Linked DNA regions of Mus musculus: regions 1, 2, 4 and 5 are each linked to region 3. A link is a loop called in an ENCODE intact Hi-C map of the cell type or tissue named here. Cell type or tissue: left cerebral cortex. All regions are shown on one strand. Region 1 overlaps Gm10754 (predicted gene 10754). Region 2 holds the start of Atp2b1 (ATPase, Ca++ transporting, plasma membrane 1). Region 3 holds the start of 4930525C09Rik (RIKEN cDNA 4930525C09 gene). Region 4 has its middle 22 kb from the start of Poc1b. Region 5 overlaps Gm20110 (predicted gene, 20110).

Region 1 (5,000 bases), 88 kb before region 3:
AGCCTTCTCACTCCAGTCATAATACTTGAAAACAGACTTAAGCAGAGCTTTCTATATTATTATACTTCATGAACAACACTTCAACTCTACAGTGTTTGTTCCTCCTGGGTAGCTTCGCCAAGCCACCAGGTACTGCCCTGGCTTCTCTTTCTCTGCCCATCTTTGCTGCGCAGATGAAAAACTCTTTGACAGCTTTACTTTTTTAGAAATTGTCAGATAACACAATTGCTGTGTGTGTGCAGAATCTCCTTCCCGTCCCTTATCAGCTAGCTTATGACAACCAGCCTCAGCTGGTTCTAGCTACCCCAAGATCTTTTTTTAAATTAGGCATTTATTTCATTTACATTTTCAATGCTATCCCAAAGTCCCCCACATCCTCTCCCACCTACTCCCCCACCCTCCCACTCCCACTTCTTGGCCCTGGCGTTCCTCTGTACTGGGGCATATAAAGTTTGCACGACCAATGGGCCTCTCTTTCCACTGATGGCCAACTAGGCCATCTTCTGATACATATGCAGCTAGAGACAAAAGCTCTGGGGGTGGGGGGGTACTAGGTAGATGTTGTGTGCTTCTCATTCGAAATCCTGGCCAAAAAGCCCTTTCTCTTTCCTCACCTCTCTTTTTCCTCCTGAGACCCGGAAGCCCCATCTTGACACTTCTCCCAGCAATTGGCTCCTTCTTCTTTATTGCCCAAATCAAGAACCAATTAGGGAACTAGACTTTAGTATCAGCATCTGCTTCTATATCCTGGTATAAAGAATGAAAAGTTTTCATTCTCAGGATGATTGTGGGGGTTATAATTTTCACTGTTGGCATCTGTCTCTTTTCATTCTGTGTATTGAACTGAACAAAAAAGCATTCAATACTAAGTGAATGACTTCATAGGCCAATGTTATTTCCTTATGTCATCTGGAGACCTGACTTAACAAGGAACTGTAGGAGAAGTAATTGTAGAAGTTCTCCTTGGGCTTCTGCAAGTTTTAAGAAATTAGAGATGGAAGTATCACACCTAGGTACAGAGCAGAGCAGAGTTTTATACAATTCTCCTTATTTGGTAAGAAATTATTATTATAAAACATATAACCAGTTTTGATCCGAAAGAATGAACATATTCTTCTTTATATCATTGTCCTCTTACTTCAGTTCTCACATCACCCTTCTCTGTGTCTCTGTGTCCTTGATGGTGAAACAGAAGCTTCATCCACATGTTTTCTGAGGCTCAATTTCATCTTGAAGTTACTCTGGTTTTATCACAGTTAACTCCTACACTCTGGATAGGAAAAAGGAAAAAATGTCAGCTACATTACTATATTAGTCTCTTGCATGTCAGTTAGGAAAAAAAAAGTCCCCAATGTGCTATGACAATTGGGTTGCTGCTGTGTTTCTTGCTGCCCCTCCCATTTCTTTCCACAAGGTTTTATCTTCATACGTGAGGATAACTAGATTGACAGCACCCATGAGTTTTCATCAAGTTCCCTGGAGGTTTGTTATGGAATTAAATAGAATCCCCACAGCAGAGAAAGATGTTAACCATTAAGAACACAGTTGTGCAGCACAGCCACATGTGCGCATACATCTCCATTGCAAAGTCGCTCTAATTTATAGACAATACGAATAGCTGAAACATATTCTCCTTCAGAGAAGTCCTTTCAAGTCAATTTTCAAGTAAAACTCCAAAAGACTCTAGATTACAGCCAGACGGCCGCCTCCACCTCATCTCTGATGACAATTCAAGACAGCTGCTAAATTTAACATGCCATTACTGGAACCCAGGGCTTCCTGCACAATAGCTGTCTGTGTGTTGCCAATCCCCAGGATGCACTCAACTTTTGAATTGCTGCACAGCAGCCCTGCTGGCCCTTAATCCTTGTGAATACAGCATTGACACATAGCCAAGAATTTCAGAGGATTCGTTTTTTTAAAGGGAAAAATAGGAACAAAAGGAAAAGAAATGCTCAACCCGACATGTTAAGATGCAGCCTATGAGGCAACAAGGCAGGGTGGGGTGGGGGTGGGAGGAGGGGGATAGTTCCATAAACACAAGCAGGCCTCACCATGCAGATGGTTCTTGTTCTAAAAGTTCATTTGTAGGCCTGTCATTTGGAAACCAGAATGTATTTCTCTATAGAAATCGCATTTTCCTTCTTGTCTTAATTACTTTCCTGTTGTTCTGACAAAATACTGGACACAAAACAAATTATAGAAGGATGTGCTTACCTGGGCCTTCAGTTACAGAGGCTTAAGGATCCATCACAGTGTGAAGGCATGTCAAGAGAAATGAACAGTGGCAGGAGCAGGAAGCTGAGAAGAGAACTTCCTCATCCACAAGAGACTGAGAGAGAAAGAGAGAGATAGAGAGACAGAGACAGAGACAGAGACAGAGACAGAACTGGAAGTAGGCTGAGGTTTAAAATGCTCAAAGCCTTTCCTCCAGCAAGGCTGTCCTCTCAATGGAGATGTAGTATCAAAAATCTGGTCATATGGATGGTATTTTTCATTCAAACCACCACCATCATTTATGAACTAAGTTCCCAAGTTAGGTCAGAACAAGCAATGTGCCCAATGAATGTATTTAATATGTAAACAAGTCCTCCATTTGACAATGCAGCTATTAGAAAGATTGACTGGTGAGATAGCCCTGTGAGTAAAGTGCTTGTTACACAAAAAGGAAGATCTGAGTTTGCCTCCAGCACCAAAGTCTTTAACACTAGTGCTGTGGGCATGAACAAGAAGCTCTCTGGAGTTCTCTGGTAAAGTCTCGCTCATCTTCCTAATGTTGTAAACCTTTCCTCATATTGTGGTGATCCCCAACTATAAAATTATTTCACTACTACTTCACAACTAAACATTTGTTACTACTGTGAATCATAATGTAAATATCAGATATGCAGGATATCTGACATTTGAGCCCTGTAAAAGGGTCCTTTGACCCTCAAATGGTATCATGACCCACAGTTTGAGAGTTGTTGGTCTGGCTGCATCATAGCCCTTCAGATTCAGGACAAACCCTGTCTCCAAAGCAATAATGGGAGAAGCCTGATATTGGCCTGTAGCTTCCACATTGTGTGTATTTGTGTGCAAGAACCACCCACTTCCCAACACACTATCACTAACACCTCACCAACCATCAATCCCAACACCGCCACCACCATCACCACCACAACAACAACGACAAGAAAGCACAGAAAAATAAGGTAATAGGGTATAGCTCCCACAGCCATAAGATAACATAATATTTTTCTTTCCTCTTTATATGTTGTTTATCTCAATCTCTTATCATAGCAACTGCTGATTACTACAAATTGGGTTGTCACCCACACACCCAGTAGTTAGGTATGTATATCAGTTTTTTTTAAAGTAACTTCTTAGCACACAGATAATCCTGGGTTTGGTCCACACATAAAACCAACTCTGGTGGTACATGGTAATCAAGGACTCCAGAGGTAAAAGAATTAGTTTAAGGACATCCTTAGATACATAATGAGTTCCATGATAGCCAGCTACAGCTTGATCCCAGTCTAAGAAGAAAAAGAAAAAGAGAAAACACAAGATAAATACAGATGTCTACTTTCAAGCTGATTTGTTAAGCCTGTTTCATTCATTCGTTCACCAAATAAATTAGCACCATAATAACTTGAAGCTGGAAGTTATATAGCCAAGGAAACAGAACACATCCTTGCCTTCATTGGCATATTGAAATCTGTTTGCCCTGCTGAGATCCTAGCCCCATTTGCATTTATGAAACCTAAAAGGAATTCAACTATACATTTCAATATATAGTGTTCACAGGTTCTGAGTGGTCTGGATCTCAGAGTGTGATAATAATCTATAACTGTAACAAAGCAGTAAGACAACAAGATTTTAAAGGAGGAAAGTTTATTTTACCTCATGTTTCCAGTCTGTGGTAATTAGGCTCCATTGTGTTTAGGTATGTTGGTGGCACAGTGGATCCTGGTAGGCATAGACAGTTAATAGCTGCCTACTTCATAGCAGCCAGGAGTCAAAGAAAGAAAAATATTGTTGGCACCCCATTATATCTTTCAGGCTTATGTCTTCCTAGTAGTCCCCATCTCCACAACAATTCTACAACCTTGCCATGGGCTTGAGAACACACTATCAGGATATGAAGATTTGGGAGACATGCGACATCCAAACCATGGCAGAATTCCTGTTACTGGGTTTTGGTAAAACTGTCAAAAGAGGAGTAGCATGATGGATAGGAGATGCATTGGACTAAATGGTGGTAATATATCTTAAGTTACAAATGGAACCACCCAGCATTTAATTATCAATGACTTCTTACGCCCTTAGAAATGAAAGAGCTGGACTCTCCAGGCTTCTCTTTGTGTCCCAAGTCTGTTGAGACAGACTTTCTTTCTCTGACACGTGATCACCAGCTAAGAATACACTGATTGTTCTTTCCTTAAGAGAAAGGACTTCACCAGCACTCTTCACCATCTGTGTTCATTCTTGCTTGTGACCTCGTATCCAACCTAGCACAGCAGAAAACCATTTCCTTTCTATCAGTAGTCCCCACAGTCTTGTGGAAGACGTGTTCCTCCTGTGGTTCAAAGACTCCTGCTAAACCTCCTGCTAAGTTCTTTTTGACAAGCTTTCAACCTACTGAATAAGGAGACCATCTGGGCCTGGCCTAATTTCCCTGTGTTTCCATCAATGAAGAACCCTTCAATATCCTAGCTCTTAACTACCTAACTAGTCACCATAAAAGTGACCCTGACCTGTCGAAGTTCCCAGGACACTAATAGTAGAGCAGGTTCTGGATCTGCACATACAAGGTAAGCATATTCCAAGTAAGTCATCAGCTTGAGCCTGGGGGGCGGGGGGGACTCAGATGTCTCAAAATAATTGAGGACTTCAGCTGAGTGAGGACATAAACCTGGTAAGAAAAACTTCCTTCCATACTTCTCTGTAAGCCTTGACTCTGAGGACCCTAGTGCTTTTCCTTCATAAAGGACATGAGATCAACATGTACTATTTTT
Region 2 (5,000 bases), 1.2 Mb before region 3:
AAACACCGTAGTTTCCCATACAGTGGCTGAAATTCCTCTCAAGGTCTTGAAATTATAGAAAAATGAAGACATATTCTCCCTTACTTCTAAGGGGGCACACGGCTGAGGACGACAGCATTATGAAGGCGTACTCTTAATTTTCATCATTTGATCGGGGGTGGGAGGGGGGATAACAAAATTTTAGATCAAAGGTGGCGCTCTGTCCTCAGCTCACCCGAATGTGACTCACTTTTGCAGAGTATATGGTAGGAAATAACAGTTACTTTTCGAAGATCTTTGCAGTTACACCCAAGCCAAAATCGGGACAGAGATCCACCCTTTATGACAGCCATTTAACTGTTTTATCCAAAGCACGGTAGAAAGTAAAACATCTCCCTGAAAACATGGCTTAAAAGGCCCAATTTCCTACACCAGCTTTCAAAAGCTCTCAACAAGAAAAAAAAAAAAAAATTTCTATTTACTTCAAATTTGAACTGACCAGGAAGGGGAAAAAAAGGGATGGGTGCTAAATGAAACATACAAGTACAAAAAGCAGATTCTCCCCCTTCCAATCCCTCTTTTAATTCCCCCAATCCGGCTCTGCCACACACAAGGACAGGGAGTCTCCCTAGGGAAAGCTGGTGGCAGGGCAAGTGAAGGCTCTCCATTCACTCAAATGGGCCACTATCCAAAGGGATGCCCTATGCGCGCTTTGTACAAACCAGGTCCTTACAAGTACTTATTATTATAAAATACACCTACGCTGAGGATCAAGAACCTTATTTTAAAGTAAGACTGTCCTCAGGTGGGGGAGGTGAAGCACAACAAAGCCTTCCATGTTGAAAGGCAGACAGTCCAGACATGCATATACCTCCACTCGTATGAAAAAAAAAATCCATATAACTAATTTATCAGGAACAGCAATCGATACCGACAGGAGTCATTAGATTATTAATAAACCCAGAAAAGTAGCATGCATAGCAGCCAAAGGTGGCTGTCTGCAGCGCTCTAACCCCTAGGAAGGGTAAAAAAAACAGCCTACCGAGGAGGTTCGCGTCCTTACCAAGGTCCTGCAGACCCTTTTACCCACGCAGACCAGCCCCAGCTTCCCCTTGCGGGTCCGATCACCGCAACAGCAAAAGCATTCCCAATGCTAGAGTCCCGCAGTAAACTGGTGACTGAAATGTGCAGAGACCAACCTGGGCAAAGACCGAGGCGCAGACCCAGGGGTCGCTAACTAGCTAAGACACAAAATTCTCCTGCAAGATGAAATAGAGAAGAAGCCCCCGCCACCTCCGCCCCCCCCACCCCCGCAATAGGAATGCCACCCTCCTTTCTTACTGACCCTTTCCGAGGACAGAGCAGATTTTCCCCCTTTTAAACTAAGTACATAAACATGAATCGGAAGCACCCGTGAACATCCTGGGGGGCCAGACTCAAGACCTGAAGAGAGCGTCCAGGCGGCTCTTCAACTCCCCGGGAGTCACCGTCCTGTCTGACAGGCATCTATCACACCATCCTCTCCGGGGGGCCGACGACAAACCTTCACCTTGCACGGGCAGTACCTCCCGGGGGCCCAAGCCAGGGATTAAATGGGTGACCCTCCCGGGTCGCAGGAAGAGGGAGTGCCGGGGCACCGCTGCCCTCAAGGTCACCACATGCCGGGGTAGGGGCGACCGGTGTTCAGATGGGCTGTGGCGGCAGCAGGGGCAGCCCCGCGAAGTCCGAGAGCCCTCGGGTGTAGACGAGAAGCCACCGGGACGGCGACTCCGAGCTGGACCCGGCGCCGAGGCGCGCGGAGAGGAAGCCTCCTCACCTTTACGGTCTCCTAGCAGGAGCGAACCCCGGCGGCGCCGCCAACTTCGCGGGGACCCGCCGCGCTCCACCCCGCGCCCAGCTGTCAGGACCCCCGCCGCGCCCTGCGCGCCCCACCCGGCCTCCCCCGCAGGTGGCCGCCCCCGCCGCGGGCAGCCACCGGCCGCCACTCACCTCGCCCGCAGCGGGAACCATTTTTTCCGAGGGGAAGAATCAAGGAAAGCTAGGCGGGTGGGTCCGGGGGATGGCGGCGAGGGGTCGCGGGACGTGCCCGCAGCCGGCTCGCTGGGTTCGGGGCGCCACGCGGAGGTGCGGCTGCACCTCGGGAAGGAGGCGGCGGCGGCGGAGCCCAGAGACTCGGCGTCCACCAGCCGGGGCTCCCTACTCACGCTGCACCGCGAGGAGGCGGCGGCGGAGGAGGAGGAGGCGGCGCCCGGCCGGCCCCCGCCCAGAGCCCGGCGGCCGCCGAGTGGCCGCTCGCGTCCCCGCAGGACCCGCCTCCTCCGCTCCGCAAAGCCGCGCTCAGGGCGCGCCGCGCTCGGCACAGCAGCTCAACCGGCCCCGCGCCGGCGTCCGCAGCAGCAGCAACAGCAGCAGCAACGGGCGGGGTGCAACCCGGGGCGGGGTCCGGGGACACCGGTCCGCAGACGCGGAGCTCAAGGGGCAACGGCCAGCTCCGGGGCAGGGGCCCGGTGTGCACCGGGTGACCCGCGAGACCGCCCGAGCAGGCAAGGGGGGAGGAGGGCGCTCACCCGTTCCGGTCCGACGCTCCCTTCTTCTCCACACCTCCACGCCTCCCGCTCCACGCTGGCAGCGCAGCTGCTCCCGCTGCCTCTGCCACCGCTGCGGATGCTCGCGCGGCCGCCGCTGCCGCCTTGGCTGGGCGCGGTCACGTGACGCGGCCCGCGGGGAGCCTGAGGGCGGGCGGGCGGGCGCGCGCGCGCGCACGAGCGGAGGTAGCGCCGCTCGGACCGGGACTGGCGCTTCCCGGAGAGGGCGTTTAAGGGGAGGATCCGGCGAGCGCGGCCCCGCCTGGCGAGCGCGCGCCCGGGGTGGGGTGAGGCGGCGGGGATCAGAACTTGCAGCGCGCGGTGTGGAAAGGGTGGCCTGTAGTGCGGGGCGGGCGACTCGCGCCTCCGCGCGCCCCTCCCTCTCTTCCTTCCCTGCGCGCCGGGCTCCCGGCTGCCCCCGCCCCCTCCTGCGCTGTCGCCCCCTCCCTTCCCCTCCTGCGGCGGCTTCCGATTGGCCGTCGGGGCTCTGACGTCTGTGTTTCCATGACGTGTCGGGGCCGGGGAGGGCCGCGGGAGGGGGCGGCGGGGGAGGAGGGGGCGGTGACTCCGTCCGTCACCGCCGGTGCCTGGGCGCGCGGCCCGGCGGCTCCTGCAACGTGAGGAAGCCGGAGAGCGACGAGTGCCGCCGCAGTGGGACGCCCTTCACTTGGGGTCCCGCTCGAGTCGCCCCCGGGTGGAGGCGATGCCGGGTCACGGGACGGGAGAGCGGCTCGGCGCCCACTCCCTAGCGGACCTGTCTCCTGTCCCGGACGGTGACGCACTCGCCCGACAGCCAAAGTGCCTTCCCTTTTGGGAAGAGAGCCCACTCGCCCTGTAGGCGCGCTGGCCCGGCCACCGACACCGGGGATCCCCGCTGCAGCGCCCAAACCGTGTCCTCTAGCCGGTGCAAGCAGGCCTCGCAAGGTCCGCTTGAAGTCCTCGTGTTTCTCTTTTGGGTTTGCTGCTGCGGCTGCTGCTTTTTTTTTTTTTTTTTTTTTTTTTTTTCCTACCTGTGGCGAGCTAGTGGGTCTTTAATTCATAATACTTAAATCCTGCCCTCATCTTTCCCGAGGAGAAAGGAACAAGAAAAAAAAAAAAAATCATGCAGAGTACCGTGCAGTATTTAGACGGTAAAAGGTAGCCGACTCTGGTCCAACCAGTTCAAAAGAAAACCGCTCATGATTACTTCTACTTTAAAAAAGGATATTCTTGACTGTATCCACACATTTAAAGATGTGTATCCTGTCCCATCTTTCTGTAATCTCTGCTTGAACTAAAGGTTCCCCCTTCCCCCGAACAATTTAGACCTTATCCGTGTTATTTTCAGCATCACTTAGCTTGAGAAAAAAACATCAAAAAAAGTGATCTGTAAGTGTTTTGTTTTGCTTTTTTCAACCCTGAATTGGAAGAATTGGTAGTTTCATAGTCTTCTCCAAAGCACACCGGTAAGACAAGTACTGCATTATGTATGTTCCCTGTCGGGTAGCATTTGTTTTAAAATAATATAAAGGCTTGAAAAGAAAATACTTGAGTTTAAAAGCAAATTTTCCATGATAAAACTGCTGAAAATAATTTTTCCATTTATATCTTCCACCAGGGTAGACATTACCAACCTCTGAGCTGTGCCCTTGACATGTAAAACTGGCACTGGGTATTTCTCTCTCTCTGTTTATCACAGAGAATTGGTTGATGTGATACAATAAATAGCCCTTCCTGCTACTATTTCAAATCTACAATTAGAAAAACAAATTAATTAAATTTCATTTAGGTAATTTCCAGTATTTTCTCACCCCGAAGTATCTTTTAGAATAACGCAGACACATTTATGAACTCTTGGCTACTTCCCCGCTTTTCTCCAAGGAAGTCCCCATAGAAAATTGAATTATGCATTCTATTTTAATCAAGAATTTGACATTAAAGTATTAAGTGAATCATTGCATGCTGCACCAGCAAAACCCATAATAGACTAAACTAGAATCTGTTCACTTTGTGGGTTTGCTGTAATTCTAACTCATAAGATGCATGTTGTAGAGTATATGCTCACGAAAAATCACCGAAACTCCTTACTATAGAGCATGATTGCAGTGAAATTTTTATTGGTATCCAAAGATGTACCCACAAGTGAAAACATGCATGTCCCAGAACATAGTTGTGTGCACTTCATGTGAGTTGCATATATGATAAACTCGCTCTCAGATAGCCAGGGTAATTGTACTGTATATTTGATTTGTGTGTTTTTATGCTTCAGATACAAAATTAAAGCTGAAACCAGTATAGAAGCAGCTGAGCTTTAGGAAGTTCAATTCCCCCCTCCTGCAGGGCTTCATCCTAAAACCTCCCCAAATGACATACTTTTCGGTGTAAAACTGCTGAGTTGCTTAATTAGGGTTTCTTATTTTCCTCTGGTGCAAGAGATGAGACTGAAGCCTCATGGTG
Region 3 (5,000 bases):
GTGTGTGTTTCCCTCTCTTTATGAGTGTGTGAGGTGAGGATAACTGGAGTTGTGGGCCAAACAAGGGCATCTGTGAGAACTTTGCATTTGCCTGCCTGTGTTCATTCATATAACACAGCATTCACTGTTAAAATCCATGTGTGTCTGTGAGTGTGTGTGTCTCTGTGTATGTGTGTTTGTGCACATGTGTGTGTATATGTGTGTGTGCATATGTGGTGTGTGTGTCTGTGTGTATATTAATTTAAGAGATAAATCACAGAAGAAATAAAAAGCTTTCTCCCCTGTTCCTTTACATAGAACATTAGAGCTTTGTGCTGTCCCTCACAGATCCTGGGTCTGGACCCTGATATGAAGGATTCATACCTCACAGAGAAGAGCTAGAAACGGTGGTGCCAGTGAGCAGTGAGGCGGCACATCAGGGAGATAGGGAGAATGGATGGCTACCTTGAGGTTGCAGGGGCTGAGGGACTTTACATTCTGAGCAGTTGCCAAGGTAGCCTTTGTGAGAGACCGGGAGGGTGTCCCATCAAGGTTCCAAATGGAACCAGACCAAAGTTTTCATGATTGCCCTGAACATGACAATGATAACCCTCTTTCCTGACGAAGGCCCCTGCTGAGGGTACCAGACAGAAACACTGCAAGGGTCGTATAAGTTGGTACAGCAAATCCTTTTCAAGAGTCTATTTATAGAAACTTCGTTTTGAATCTGAAGCAGCCACTTATGTTGAATGCAGAGGAAACGTCAAGGTACAGCTAGGCAGAAGGAGCCACAGCGTGGCAGTGAAGTGCTTGGGTCGCATTTTAGTATATTCTGCTTTTGTTTTACTATTTAGGACGTTTAGCTAGAACCTTCATTTCCACTCCAGAACAGCCTAGAGTTCACTGTGTGGTAGAGAAGCGCCTTGAACTTTTGACTGTCCCGTTTCGTCCTCTCTAGAGCTGAGATTACAGACACGGGTTATTACACGGGGCTGCCTTTTCATTCTGTGAAGCTGGTTACCGCAAAAAAACTAGTGAGTTTTCAGCAGCAAAGGAAATAGCTCTCAGCTCTCCATTGTCAGTTACCAACTTTTCAACTGGGATATAAGGCCTTAGTTTCTTTTATGGTTCATTTAGAAAATGGGGTTTTGGGGTTCCTAGATGCTCGGGATGTAATGCATGTTAAGTTTCCTTGCAAATGACTATGATAATGCTGATACTTTAATTCAAATTCCTCCCACCACCCCCCCCCTTTACACGGGATAATAGGATGCATCAAAGCACTCTGTACTAGGTCTAAGAGAGGAAGTTACAGCCATGCATCCTCTAGGCCAGCTCCATGTCTCTTGAACCTGAAAGACTTAGGTGGAGCAGTGGGAAAGTCAAAACATGGCAAACAGAAGTGGAGAATTTACAAAGCAAAGTGGGAGAGACACAGGGTGAGAGTGAGCCACCTCAAAGATGTGGGCCATTAAAGGGAGAAGAGGATGAAAAGGAAAGAAATGTTTTCCTTTTTGTGAATTCTATGCAGGTTTTTATTCCACATCACTTCTACTTCCAAGTGGCTTGGCTGTTTTATATACTATTGTTTCTTCCTTTCAATATAGAAAAGTCTAACTAAACATACCTCAGGGTCTCTCCTTACTCAACCAGAAAATTGAGCACGTGAATGAAGAGTCACAGAAGAACACTAGAGGACGTGGTGAGATGGCTCAGAAGGTAAATGTGCTGGCTGATAAGGTGACCCCAGTTCTGACCCCTTAAACCCACGTGGGTAAAGGAAAGAACCTACTCCTACAGGTTGTGTTCTGACCTACACATACAAGCTATGCCCCCCTCTCATACACACACACACACACACACACACACACACACACACACAAAATAATGTAACACACACACAGTAATGTAATAAAACACTTTTGAAGGCTGAGAGGCCAACAAGAAAAATCCACTGTAAATCTAAAGAAAGTATTAATCACTGCATGCTTTATAAAAAGATCGTTGGGCATTTAGCCCAGAAACTCACATCCAAGTATAAAATTTCACAGCCTTTCCCACAATTAACAAAAATCTCAGCGTATATCCTTTTGACATATCATTTCTTATATGTATATTTGAGGTTTTTAAGGTAAATCAAATGCATTTTTATGGTTTCAGCAAATGGAAAGAAGACTTTAAAATCATGTTCATAGTGTGACTCGGTATTTGTACACACAGAGCCCTTCCCCACACACACACATACATGAAGATATAAAGCAGTAGTTAGTGTAAGGTTTATGTGCTAACAGGAACACAATTTAAAAAACAAAAAACCAAAACGCGACTGTAGCTTCTTAGAAAACAGCGCCATCTAGGGGAAGCTGACAGAGCCAGCATTCTATCTGCAATGCACCACCTTGCCGCTAAATTCCAATGACAGATGTTAAAGAAAAAAGGAAATGATTTCCACATTCCAGACAGTGAGTTCATCTAGAGAGCAGTACCAACAGGGTCTGGGAAGATTATGTTTGCACCACTTTATTTCTATTGCTCACATTAGGCCTGAGTATAGCTTTTGTTTACACATTTGAAGTGGATTCCCCATTCACTCCTCAATATCAATGCAGTGATAAAAATAGGTTTTAGAAAGGAGTTATATATTGGTACAAGACTAAGATTTATCTGGGGAAACTTTTGCGATTTAAGAGCAACTTTAAATAACTTTATTAGTACCCAAACAGGTCTGAAGGTGCTAACATGGTTGGGTTTTGTTTGTTTTGTTTTGTTTTGTTTTTGAGTAAATGAAAGCTCGACGTTATCTCTTCCTTAAACTCACAGTGTCTACAATGGCTTTCTCTAGGCCTCCAAACAATATCAAGTAAAATGCAATCTAATTTACTTAAATGTTAAAATCAGGCTATATAGCTTTGATTTTCTTTCTAGTGTTTTTTTATGACCATTTTAGAGAATTATGAAATTTCTGAAAGCATATTAAACATACTTATATTCTAACATTAACATGACTTTTCAGGTAAAATATTTTGAAAGAAATTAACAAAACATTGGGAAAGCTTAAATGATACCTGACTAGATCAAGATTGAATGCCGTGTTTGAGTAAGTTGCTAACCTTAAAAGTTGACTCTTTCTACAAAACCCTAAAGATAATTCTTCATTAAAATCATATGATTTATAGATAAGACTTTTTTGGTCAATTATGTGATTTTAAATTTTTGTGTGTTATATATGTATGTATGCATGTTCAACTGTGTGCACATGTACATGCCAGTGTAGTATGTGAATGTAGATGCCAGGTTTTATGATTTGCATATCTGTCTCAATTGCTCACCAAGACAGTTTTTGTCGCAGAATATCTTTTATTTTATTTTATTGTGTTTTTACTAGATATTTTCTTCAGTTACATTTCAAATGCTATCCTGAAAGGCCCCTATACCCTCCCCCGACCCTGCTCCCCAACCCACCCACTCCTGCTTCTTGGTCCTGGCATTCTCCTGTACTGGGGCATATGATCTTCTAAAGACCAAGGGCCTCTCCTCCCATTGATGGCCGATTAGGCCATTCTCTGCTACATATGCAACTAGAGACACAGCTCTGGGGGGGTACTGGTTAATTCATATTGTTGTTCCTCCTATAGGGTTCAGACCCCTTTAGCTCCTTGGGTAATTTCTCTAGCTCCTTCATCAGGGGCCCTGTGTTCCATCCAATAGATGACTGTGAGTATCCACTTCTGTATTTGCCAGGCACTGGCATAGCCTCTCAAGAGATAGCTATATCAGGGTCCTGTCAGCTAAATCTTGCTGGCATATGCAATAGTGTCTGGGTTTGGTGGATATATATGGGATGGATTCCCGGGTGGGACAGTCTCTGGATGGTCCTTTCTTCTGTCTCAGCCTTATTTATAATAGCCAGCAACTGGAAAGCACCCAGATGTCCCTCAGCAGAGAAATGGATACAGAAAATGTGGTACATTTACACAATGGAGTACTACTCAGCAATTAAAAACAATGAATTTATGAAATTCTTAAGCAAATGGATGGATCTGGAGGGTATCATCCTGAGTGAGGTAATCCAATCACAAAAGAACACACATGATATGCACTCACTGATAAGTGGATATTAACCCAGAAATTTAGACTACCCAAGATACAATTTGCAAAACACATGAAACTCAAGAAGAAAGACTAAAGTGTGGATACTTTGTTCCTTCTTAGAATGGGAAACACATGGAGCTGAGAAACAGAATATCTTATTGAATCTAGAGTTCACTAATTCAGCAAAGATTAGCTGGCCAAGGAGCTCTGGGCATCCACCTATCTTTGTATACTCAGCCACAGGGTTATGAACACACACTATGACGTGTGGCTTTTGATATAGGTCCTGGGAATCTGAGCTCAGTTTTCTTGTGTTTGGGTCATAAGCACTTTATGAAATGAGCCATCTCCATCATCCTTGGATTGTGAATTTTCAGTAGTTCAAGAATAATAGTAAATACAACACAGCTCTATCACTCCTGGGCATATACCATAGGATTTTGTAACCCACTGTGGTTGTTTGAATATGCTTGGCCCATGGGAAGTAGAACTATTAGGAGGTGTGGCCTTGTTGGAATAGGTGTGGCCTTGTTATTGGGCATGTATCAATGTGTAGGTGGGTTGAGGGTTCCTAGTGCTCAAGATCTGCCAAGTACAGGAGAGAGAGAGGGAGGGTGAGAGAGAGAGAGAGAGAGAGAGAGAGAGAGAGAGGAAGAGAGAGAGAGAGAGAGAGACACCTCCTGGCTACCTTTGGAAGCCATTCTTCTCCTGGCAGCCTTAGGATTAAGATGTAGAACTCCCAGGTCCTCCAGCCACCATATCTGTCTACCTGTTGTCATGCCTCCTGCCATGATGGTAATGGACTGAACCTCTGAAACTGTAAGCCAGCCTGAAGTAAATGTTGTCCTTTATAAGAGTTGCCTTGGTCATGGTGTCTCTTCATGGCAATGAAATTCTAACTAAGACACCAACTACAGAGATAGCTCCAC
Region 4 (5,000 bases), 1.4 Mb before region 3:
AGACAAAAGCATTTTTAAAGAAGATTACAGGGAACTGGAGGATATCTTACCATCAGCAAAACCACACATGAAGCTTGGGTCCTATTCCTTACCCAGGCAAGATTTCATCTAGTGCTCCGTTACCTGAGCTTGAAAAGAGGAAGAAAATAATTCAGTAATTGAGTTGGCTTTTTCTTCAAATGGGGTCTTATGCATCCCAGGCAAGCTTTGAACACCTTAAGCAGCTAAGAATGACCCTGAACCCATGATTCTCCTACCTCAATGTCCCAAGTGCTGGAATAAGAGCTTTGTAGGACTTCACTTTCCAAGAGCTTCAAACATTCCAGGCAAATAGGCAGCCAAGTGACCTGCATTCTCAGCCATTTTGGTAATTGTGTGTTGCATATGTCTCATCATTGTCTTAGGGGTTCCATTGCTGTGAAGAGATACCACAACAACTCTCATAAAGGAAAATATTTCAGTGGGGCTGGCTTACAGTTTAGAGGTTTAGTCCATTATCATTATCCATTATTATTCATGGCAAGAAGAATGGGTAGCATGCAGACAAACATGGTGATGGAGAGGTAGCTGGAAGTTCTCTATATGTGGATTGGCAGGCCACAGGAAGAAGGACACGCTGAGCCTGGCTTGAGTATTTGAGACTCAGTACCAGTTCCCATGACCCTATGGGGGTCAATTTCATTCAAGCCACCACAGTAATTAACCACCAGTGTTACATATTTACTTGGTTATAAACAAAAGTCCCATCCCAGACAGACCATCTTGTAAGACAGCTGGACATAGTTTGATCAAGGGCACAACTCTGCTTTCCACGATCTTCTGTAGTCTGCCCTCCCTCCTCTCTAGTTTTCTTTCCACACTAGCGGTCTCCTTAGTGACGAGGTGGTTGCCAGTGACAGGTGCAACTGGGTGTGCCCCCTCACGTTGGAGGGGACAACATCCCTTCCCACAATCATATAACAAAAGCACTGAGCAGAACACGTGTGAAGAAATCCCCACGGTTCAGGAGATGTGTGTGGGTTGAATTAGGCATTATTAATTAATCTAGTCACAGAATGTAATTAAACTACCCAAGATCTTCCTAGACACTAAAGAAAAGGTGAAGACAGACAAATATATGACAGCTACTTCATAGGATAGAAATTGCATAGATGCCAAGCACATAAGGAAAACAAAACAAAACAACAACAACAACAAACGTGTACCAAAGTTTAGGAAGACCTGGTTAGAAGCAGCATTTTAGTGGAAGGCTTTAAATAGAGAGTGAATTGGAGCTAGGTAGAGGGAAAGTAGGTTATGTAGGAATTGAACAAGAGACAGTAGGGCCTGCCTGCTGGAGGCATTCTGGAGAGAATCCTAAGATATACACAGTATGCTTACATTGTGCAAACTTCAGTAATTGGTTTATTGCTCACAGGGTATTGGGGAGGTAGGAGAGAGAAAAGACTTAGGTCAAAGATTTTGCATACAGTATCAGTAGAACCCAACAGGAACCAGAAAATAAAGCATACTCAGACTGGCTAGTGGGAAGAGCATGACCCATGGGCTATTTACAAAGAAGGGCACAGCCAGGACTAAGGGACACAAGGCTGAAGACAGAACTTCCACCGCGAGGCTAGCTAGCCTCATCAGGAAGTCATTTCTGTGTCCAGGGAGCTGACACCAAGGAGCTGGGCATGGTAGAACATGCGGGTTTGCATGGGAGCAGCTGTGGGGTTGGGTAGAGGAGCACTGCCCACCTACCCCTAACAGCCCGGCTTGGAGGAGTTGAGAGAAACAGTATCTCAACGATGCATCTCGGGTGACTTTTACTGGTTAAAATCAAGCTAAGTGGTGGTGGCAAAGGAAGGTCATCAGCCTGGGGTCCAGAACAAAGCAGAAAGAAATGGAAATAGATCTCGAAGGACAAACAGAACACAAGAGGAGGGACCAACCTTTGGAGGGACAAATAAAACCACAGCACAGATCTTGTGAGCGGTAATGTAGCAGAGGTTTTGAGCCCCGCTGTCCTCTAGAGGGCGCTCCCGGACTTCACTCCTTCAGGAGGCGAACCTAGATTGCCATGGGCGCAAGGAAGGAGCTTTTGCCTAGGCAATGGAGTCTGGCGGAAAAGAATAAAGGGATTGGGGTCTGGGATAGAGATCTTCCCCCTTCGCACTTATATTCACCACACCGGGACTGATGTGCAGCAAACAAAGCCAGAACTAAGTATCTGCTGTTTGCTAAGTTCCTGATTTCCGCTAAGTCATTGAAGCAGGTAGAAAATAATTACATTACAGAGATGAAGCGAGCCTGCATTCAAACCGCGCGCGCGCATACGGTTGTGCCCTGTACTATCTCGCTCCCATGCTACTGGGTTAGTCATTCGGGCCAAAGATTTCCCTGTCTTCAAGGGCTTAATAAAGTCAGGGCTGTGTCTGTAGAAAATAGAAAATACATCTAACAAGAACAAAAAATGTACAAAGAGCCAAGAGAAGAGTACCCGGCAGATTGTTCATGTTGCAGGGGTGTGTGCTGTATTTCTTCTGACACATGGCCAGTCTTTGGCACTCTTACAGCAGGAGACAGAGCACGCAAATCTGGGGCTTATTCAAGCCCAAGGGAACCCGGAAGGCTAGCCACAAATATGTCAGCAATGGCCAAGGCTGTAGGAGCAAGAGAGGTTCTGGAAGGTTCACTTGGTCCAATTCAGTTTCTGACTTTGAGACCAAAGTTCTAATTCAAGAGTGTCAGAGAGTCTCTCACTGGGTGTTCTAACGGATGGATTGATAGTGGGTACCTGACCCATATGCTAAAAGAGACTCTCGGATTGCAAGGATGGACTTAAAGAATGCTGCGACAAATGACATCAGCCATTGACTGTGGATGAATAGGGGAGGAATCTGGTGCCAGACCAGCATTCTTTTACTTAAAATAGTCCCTCCACTGCAATAGCAGGGCAGGACTACAAGGTCCTGATAATAGCTACGGATTAAGGTAGCAGTTCCAGTTTGTTCCAGTTTTAGCACTGATCGACTGCGTCCTAGAAAATCCCTTAACTTTGGTGCCCATGAGCCAATGTCATAAGATTTTTCTCACTGATAATGGAAAAAAAAAAAGAAGTCCAATCAATAATGATCATTGTTTTTGCCTTGGACGGTTTCAGGATGTGAACATGCGTTTTATTCTGGCCTGTTCAGACTTCTCCGTATTCCCACAGTAACTGACCTCTACCCTCCTCTCGGCAGCTTTACCTGCTGACCTATGAAGTATTGGAAAGGAGCCCTCAAAGTGCCTAGCTGAAGAGCATTCCACACAGGGACAACTTACACAGCTGTGGGCACTGTTAGCACAGAAGTGACACGTGCCGAGGTATCGCTTAGGCCTAAGTCCTGACCTCTGGGGTGCCATGCTAGCTGTAACACTGCCTGCCCCATGGCAAGGCAAAGATGACAGAAGAGGAGGGCATCAGAATACCCAGCCTTGCTCTCCTCTGCTCTCTGGCCCCGTGCCAGGGTCTCCTGGCAGAGAATGAGCAAAAGCAAGTGCAACAGCGGCCCTAGTGGAGGTCAGCGTCCCAGGCCACAGAGCTCGACAGGACAATGCAGAGAACATGGCTAAGAATAACGATTTCAGGCTAAGCTGTCGTTCCTCAGCCGCCATTCTGGTCCCTCTTTTAGCTCCAGAAACACAGGTCCTAAATACAAGGCAAATGGCTTCATCATCTCCCAACCCTGATGGGGATGGAGGCCAATCAGATTCGTTTTTGGAACCTGAACTGCACTATCAGTCGTTAGCAGGGCATAAGGCAGCAAGAGAGGGAAGGAAACAGCGAAAATAAAATAACCCACCAAAGGCCCACATCTGGGCAGGTCTAATCCAATAGTCATGGATTCCTGACCCTGGCCCTCCATCCCCAGGAATCTCCATTGGTTCTGCAGTTGCCTGTTCACTGTGTGTATTGGGCTCCCAGTATAATGAGTTTAAATAGTGCTGCTCTTATTTTGTAGCAACACTTCCCATTTCTCCTTAAGAAAAGGCAAACACATTGGCATACTCAGACACACCATCGTTTGCCCTTGATCAAGGGGATGAACAGCCTCGTGTTTGCTGGTGGAGACTCTCCACATTATACAAGGACTTCAGACCACAAGGTGAGTGTTCCAAGAAGGAAACAACGCTCTCCAAGTGAAATATTAAGGGTAATGGTGAGAGGAATTGCTCCCATCCATACTCATGTCTGGGTTTCCAGAGTCTATATTGGCTGTTGATCTGACCACTTCAGAAGACAGGCTGTCTTCATCAGGGTTTCTATTTCTGCACAAAACATCATGACCAAGAAGCAAGTTGGGGAGGAAAGGGTTTATTCAGCTTACACTTCCCACATTGCTGTTGATCACCAAAGGAAGTCAAGACTGGAACTCAAGCAGGTCAGGAAGCAGGAGCTTCAGACTGCTGTAACAAAATGCCACAAGCTACATGGCTTATGGGTGCAGAAACATACTTTTCACAGTTCAAGAAGGCAAGAGATTCTGAGCTTAATGAGATTCTATATTCCCTGGCTCACAGATAATACAGCTGGTCACCTTGAGTGTTGGGAGGCTCTCTGTTGTCATACCACTAATTCTGTGAGGGCAATGCCTCCCTGAACTAATCATATTCCGAGAGTTCCACCTCTAATGCCGCCATGCTGGTGATTAAGTTTCAGCCTAAGAGTCTTGAGTCTAGGGCTAAAGAGATGGCTCAGTGGTTAAGAGCATTGGCTGCTCTTCCAGAGGTCCTGAGTTCAATTCCCAGAAACCACTTGGTGGCTCACAACCACCTATAAGGGAATCTGATGACCTCTTCTGGCCTGTAGATATATATGCAGCAGAACACTCATACATTAAATAAATAAAATTTAAGAGAGAGAGAGAGAGAGAGAGAGAGAGAGAGAGAGAGAGAGAGAGAGAGAGTCAGAGTCTTGAGTCTACAACCGTTCAGAATATGGAAGCTGGGAGAGAGACTCACTGACAGCAAGT
Region 5 (5,000 bases), 1.9 Mb before region 3:
TAATGCTAATTATTTCTGAGCCATGAAGCCTTAGCTAGTTTTAGTCTGCTTAGTACATCTTTAATACTTTTACTAAAATGGGTGTACATTTCTACCCACATAAAAACCTTGTTCAATGCAGTGCTGTAAAGCAGACACGCCATGTGTATCATTACCACTGTACAGCCTCCTCTTTACGGAGGAGCCCCTCCTAGGAGTCAGGCATGGCTTAGAATTCTTAGGGGGGTGGGAAATGGGGGAGAGGGATGAGGGGATGGGATGGGGTAGGGACAGGAGGGGGGACAAGAGGGAAGGGAGCCCAGCCAGTGTCAACAAGATGCTCAAACAAGTATTAAAATGGAGAAAATTGACTCTGTCTCATCAAGTGGGATTATGTCAAATACTTCACAAATACATATCAGTTTCACTAACCATACCAGTGGGAAAGACTTCTGTCATTTGATATATCAATCTGTAATTAACATAGGCTTATGTCACCAAAATTTTAAATACATACATACTTTTGACCCATTTCTTGGACTATAACCGAGAGAAACATGTGCACTGAGGACAACAGTCAAGGATTGTACCGGGCTGTGGTGGCGCATGCCTTTAATCCCAGCACACGAAAGGTGGAGGCAGGAGGGTCTCTGTAAGTTCAAGGTTAGCCTGGTCTACAGAGTGAGTTCTACGACAACCCTGGGCTACACAGAAATCCTATCTCGAAGGAGGAGGGGAGGGGGAGAAGGAGGAGGAGGAGAAAGAGGAGGAGGAGGAGGAGAAAGAGGAGGAGGAGGAGGAGGTGGTGGTGGAGGAGGAAGAGAAAAAAAGAAGAAAAGAAAAAAACAAGAGTGGATAGGCAGGATTGTAAGAACAAAAGATGAAATATCTTAGCTCTGTGAGACATGTATACTGTGGACAGCTTTGTGGGTTTATTATAGCTTGAATGTAATTGGCTCCATAGGCCTACGAGGAGTGGCACTGTTAGGAGGTGTTGCGTTGTTGGAGGAAGTGTGTCACTGTGGAGGCAGGCTTTGCCCGGTATGACACACAATCTCCTTCTACTGCCTTCAGATCAAGGTGTAGAAATCTCAGCTCCTCTAGCACCAGATCTGCCTGCATGCTGCCATGCTCCCAGCCATGATGATAATGGACTGATTCAATTAAATGGTTTCCTTTATAAGAGTTGCCTTGGTCACAGTGTCTTCTTCACAGCCATGAAACCTTAGCCAAGACAGGGTGCTAAGCAAAGTTCTCTAGGTTTCTGACTATGTCACAAAATGACCTCCTACACACATTACGTACCAAGAAAACTTGAACTCAAGGAATTCCATCAAAACTACACCATTTATATTTGTTAAACCCATACTTACTTTTTAATATATGTAGCTCTGTATATTTTTGCATGTGTTCCTGTGTATTTTACATGTAAATGTGTAAAAACAACTTTTAAAATTTAGAAAGATAAAAGGCCAGTGATTTATGATCTTAACTAGCAAATGCCATTCTATTTTAGCTTACATTATCTGAAATGCTTCATCTCCTATATCATTCGCTCACGTTGTCATCTATAAGCTTGAAGTCCATTACACTCTTGTCTGATATCAGAAATGGAGTCTTTATCTGGTCTCCTTGACACTAAATCACAATTCATATAGGTAGAAGTTAATTATTTTACTCACTCAACAAATATTTATGGAATATGGGTAACCTTGCATATTCCTGATGTCCACATGGATAGACCGAAACAAACGAGGATTATGTTTCTGTTCTCCGTTCGTTTTGTTTTTGTTTTCTAGGACTAATTGTTCTGGAACTCCCTAGAGAGCCCAGACTAGTCTCAAATTTTAATGAATCCTCTGCTTCTGCCTCCTGATCGCTGGGACTGCAGGCATGCATTGCCACAGCCAACCTTCGAACATTATTGTATTTATTCAAATATTATTGTATTCAAATATTATTGCTTTTGTACTGAGCACACATAAAGAGACTTTCTCTTTTTTCTTTTTGTCTTTTTGAGACAGGGTTTCTCTGTGTAGCCCTGGCTGTCCTGGAACTCACTCTGTAGACCAGGCTGGCCTCGAATTCAGAAATCTGCCTGCCTCTGCCTCCCAAGTGCTGGGATTAAAGGTGTGCGCCACCACTGCCCGGCTGAGACTTTTTCTTTATTGCATTAGGACAACTATTTACATAGCATTTGTACATATTAAGTATTATAAATTACTTGAGAGTGATTTTAAGCATGATGGAGGATTACACAGGTTAATATGCAAATACTATGCCATTTTATATAAAAAGAACAACATAATGGTAGATTGGCCCTGGAACCAATACCCTGGGACACAGAGGGATTATTCTAATGCCATTGGGCCTGTGTGACAAACTGGATACAACATTAAAATACGAAGACCTCAAAAAGTTCCCAGAGAGGCATACGGAGCCCCATAGAGAGGAGGAAAGCATACATTTTAACTTATTATTTACCTTTAAGGTTTAAACACATTTCTCAGAATCAATGGTTTGTTAGTGTTCTTGAACAACAGATGACAGTGATCCTTAACAATGAATCAACACTAATACTGTATGAACTGCATCGGTAAGATTTAGAGACGATTTTGTTACACCTCCAAACATTATCCTCCTACCCTCATAAACCCCGGGGTAGATGAAAGAAATCCCTTTACTATAAATCTCAAGGGAGCTGCCGGGGTTAGTTAGTAGTGGATGTCAGTTTAAATCCTGAATTTCTTTCTGAGCAAGTGTGTGCTGCAGCAGCAGGGTAGGCCACTAGGTGGCAGAGTAGAGACACGTCTGGAGACCAGTAATAACAAGGCACCCAGCAGATGGCGTTCCATCATCTGCCATGAATAGGCTGGGTTCATAGACAATGGACTCAGCTAAGTCAGTTTGGGTACCACTCTTCTGCTCGTTCACGTTGCCTACAGTTAGTTATATTTTGCAGCTTCATCATCTGATTTTTTTAAAAAAAAACTCATTTTTCTACTGCAAACATATATTCATATCCATTAAACCAGACCATGCTTTTCCATGTTAGCAGGATTCAGTAGAACTTGGGGGAAAGAGGGGAACAAGCTCTCACTAGGTTTGAGTGGAGATGAAGAAAAGAAGGTAGGTGGATAGAGGTCTGTCGGGGGGAAAAGAGCTTTCTGCATACTTTGCATGTATAAGGAAAACAGGCCAGTGGTATATGTGTGTGCATCTGTGTATGCACGTGTAATTGCTTGCCTGTATTGGCACATGTGTACTGAGGGTAATCTGTTCTGGAGAGCAAACTTGTTCACGATCGTAATCATATAAGGAAGAATTCGCATTGGAAAACGTTTAGGAATTATGCAAAGGGAAATACACGAAAGCCCAAACTTCTAAGATGTTACATATGCGTTGGCAAATAGGGACATAGAAAAAACCACCAGGTACTGAGAAGCATGTAGAATTTTTTACTAGCACAGCAGCCTGAGAGGCTGAGGTGCACAGATGGCTTGCTCCTGCACCTTCCTGCAGAAGTCCTCCTTCCCCCTAGGGTCTTTCCCTGAGAAGAAGGCTTACTTCTGCCATTTGCCTCTACACTGCCCCTTGGAAGCCTTGATCCTCCTACCCCCTTGCATCAAATGTAGGGGTTCATTCCATCTCCTTAGCCACTCCAAGAGGACTCAAGGAGTCGAGAGTGACAGCCTGAGTAAGACAAATAAAAGCTCCTCAGCTTCGGTGGCTCCAGGGCCAGCACTCTCCTAGATAACCAGGTGCAGCTGGTGCCTATCCTTGAAGAAAAGAGATTAGGGTCCCCACGCTTAAATCATAGAAAAGAGGTAATCAGTGGTCACAGACATTTATGGCCAGCCATAAAACTAGTTCCTGATAGCCCCACAAAAGATACTCTTTAGTCCCCCTCCCAGCCTTGCACTTCTGCCCTACTAAATGGTATCATGTCTGAGTTAAGACTCACCTAACCGGCTTCCCCTCCCCTTCACCCTTAGCTTTCAAAGACTTTCTAACTCTTCAAGTGTTAAAGCACCCGAGCTAAATAAAAGGACCCTTTTGCAAATTGCAGTGGACTTCGAAATTCTCGAGTTCTTCTGGTTTTCCCACAGAAAGAGGGCATAACAAGAGGACCTAGTGACATTTAAGCAGATGAGGCATTCTCATAACCTTCTGTCCAGAGAGCTCCTTCCTGAGTGCATGCCCACAGCTCCTCACAAAGTACAGACATGAAAAGAAGGCAGTGTGACTTATAGCTCCCAGCAGCAGGATGATGGTTCACCACTGGGAAGGCAGGTGGGTAAGACTGGAATTTTTACAATATCATGCACATAACATGCAAATAGCCAAACAGCTCTCAAGGCACTTCATTGGAGCATTGTTGATGGAAGCTCTTCATGGAGGCAAAAGAGCAGGCATCTGTATAGCTAGGGTAATGTACAGGACTCTAGAAAGGACTGATGTCTGACTCAGGAGAAAGGGCTGATAGCGAGCTAGGACTCAGGTTTGAAAGCTGCATGCAAGCTCTGGCACTGGCCCTTCTGAAAACCCGAATCCCGAGCATGCATTTGGAAGAATTTGAGAACTTACTATTGAAATGACTATCAACAAGAGTTCAAGGGAACAAGTCAAGCCAAAGTGTTCTCAAATTAAAATAGTAATAGTAAATGCCCCGTCACTTTAGAGTCTTTATAAAAGTAGAATACCTATAAAGTATAAAGTAGATAGTAGATGCCTATAAAGAATCATATCTTTTTAGCTAACAGAACAGAATAGAAACAGGGTGAGACCATGCATATGAAAGACCAAAGCACAAACCAGAGGGAGTGGAAGTCAGTTAATCATGTGAGAAAAGATCATTCTCTATCCCATATCAATATATCAAGGTTAATTTCAGATAAGATGGAGACTGAGGAAATAAAGTTTCTAGAACATTAAAGATTTTATTCAACGAGGCTTTCCTTAAGAAGAATAATGAGTACCAATCGCAATGGAAATACTGAGTCAATTATATTAAAGTTTAC

The links. Hi-C counts contacts between places; a loop is a spot of excess contacts. Peaks named below come from ENCODE experiments on the same cell type or tissue, not always from the same donor. Only the 100,000 strongest peaks of a DNase experiment are listed, where the experiment ranks them.
Region 1: it touches region 3 in a loop (2.4-fold over the local background); 2 of 42 quality-filtered maps call a loop at or near these places.
Region 2: a loop joins it to region 3, with 4 times the contacts of the local background. A loop is called at or near these places in 5 of 42 quality-filtered maps.
Region 4: a loop joins it to region 3, with 6 times the contacts of the local background. A loop is called at or near these places in 24 of 42 quality-filtered maps.
Region 5: it touches region 3 in a loop (5-fold over the local background); 5 of 42 quality-filtered maps call a loop at or near these places.

What each region holds. Positions count from the first base shown.
Region 1 is chr10:97,798,640-97,803,639 of GRCm38, reverse strand. All of the region lies in intron 3 of Gm10754 (predicted gene 10754), which reads left to right. Among named protein-coding and RNA genes, the nearest start is that of Gm25658, 56 kb to the right of the region's middle. In left cerebral cortex, no CTCF peak of the experiment used is centred here; DNase peaks (open chromatin) are centred at 1,336, 1,711 and 2,226; H3K27ac peaks cover 2,006 bases.
Region 2 is chr10:98,912,340-98,917,339 of GRCm38, reverse strand. Atp2b1 (ATPase, Ca++ transporting, plasma membrane 1) reads right to left here and starts at 2,188. Exons shown (of 21, transcript NM_026482.2): 1 at 1,969-2,188. In left cerebral cortex, CTCF peaks have their summits at 2,232 and 3,476; DNase peaks (open chromatin) are centred at 688, 2,326, 2,897, 3,305 and 1 more place; H3K4me3 peaks cover 3,902 bases; H3K27ac peaks cover 4,329 bases.
Region 3 is chr10:97,710,219-97,715,218 of GRCm38, reverse strand. The region is part of intron 4 of Gm10754 (predicted gene 10754); the gene reads left to right. 4930525C09Rik (RIKEN cDNA 4930525C09 gene) reads right to left here and starts at 447. Exons shown (of 3, transcript NR_130993.1): 1 at 364-447. In left cerebral cortex, a CTCF peak has its summit at 2,356 (motif pointing left); a DNase peak (open chromatin) is centred at 2,331; H3K27ac peaks cover 234 bases.
Region 4 is chr10:99,082,124-99,087,123 of GRCm38, reverse strand. It overlaps the pseudogene Gm51755. Among named protein-coding and RNA genes, the nearest start is that of Poc1b, 22 kb to the left of the region's middle. In left cerebral cortex, a CTCF peak has its summit at 2,019 (motif pointing right); a DNase peak (open chromatin) is centred at 2,023; H3K27ac peaks cover 55 bases.
Region 5 is chr10:99,613,792-99,618,791 of GRCm38, reverse strand. All of the region lies in intron 1 of Gm20110 (predicted gene, 20110), which reads right to left. Among named protein-coding and RNA genes, the nearest start is that of Gm20110, 7.1 kb to the right of the region's middle. In left cerebral cortex, a CTCF peak has its summit at 2,782 (motif pointing right); DNase peaks (open chromatin) are centred at 991, 2,809 and 3,266.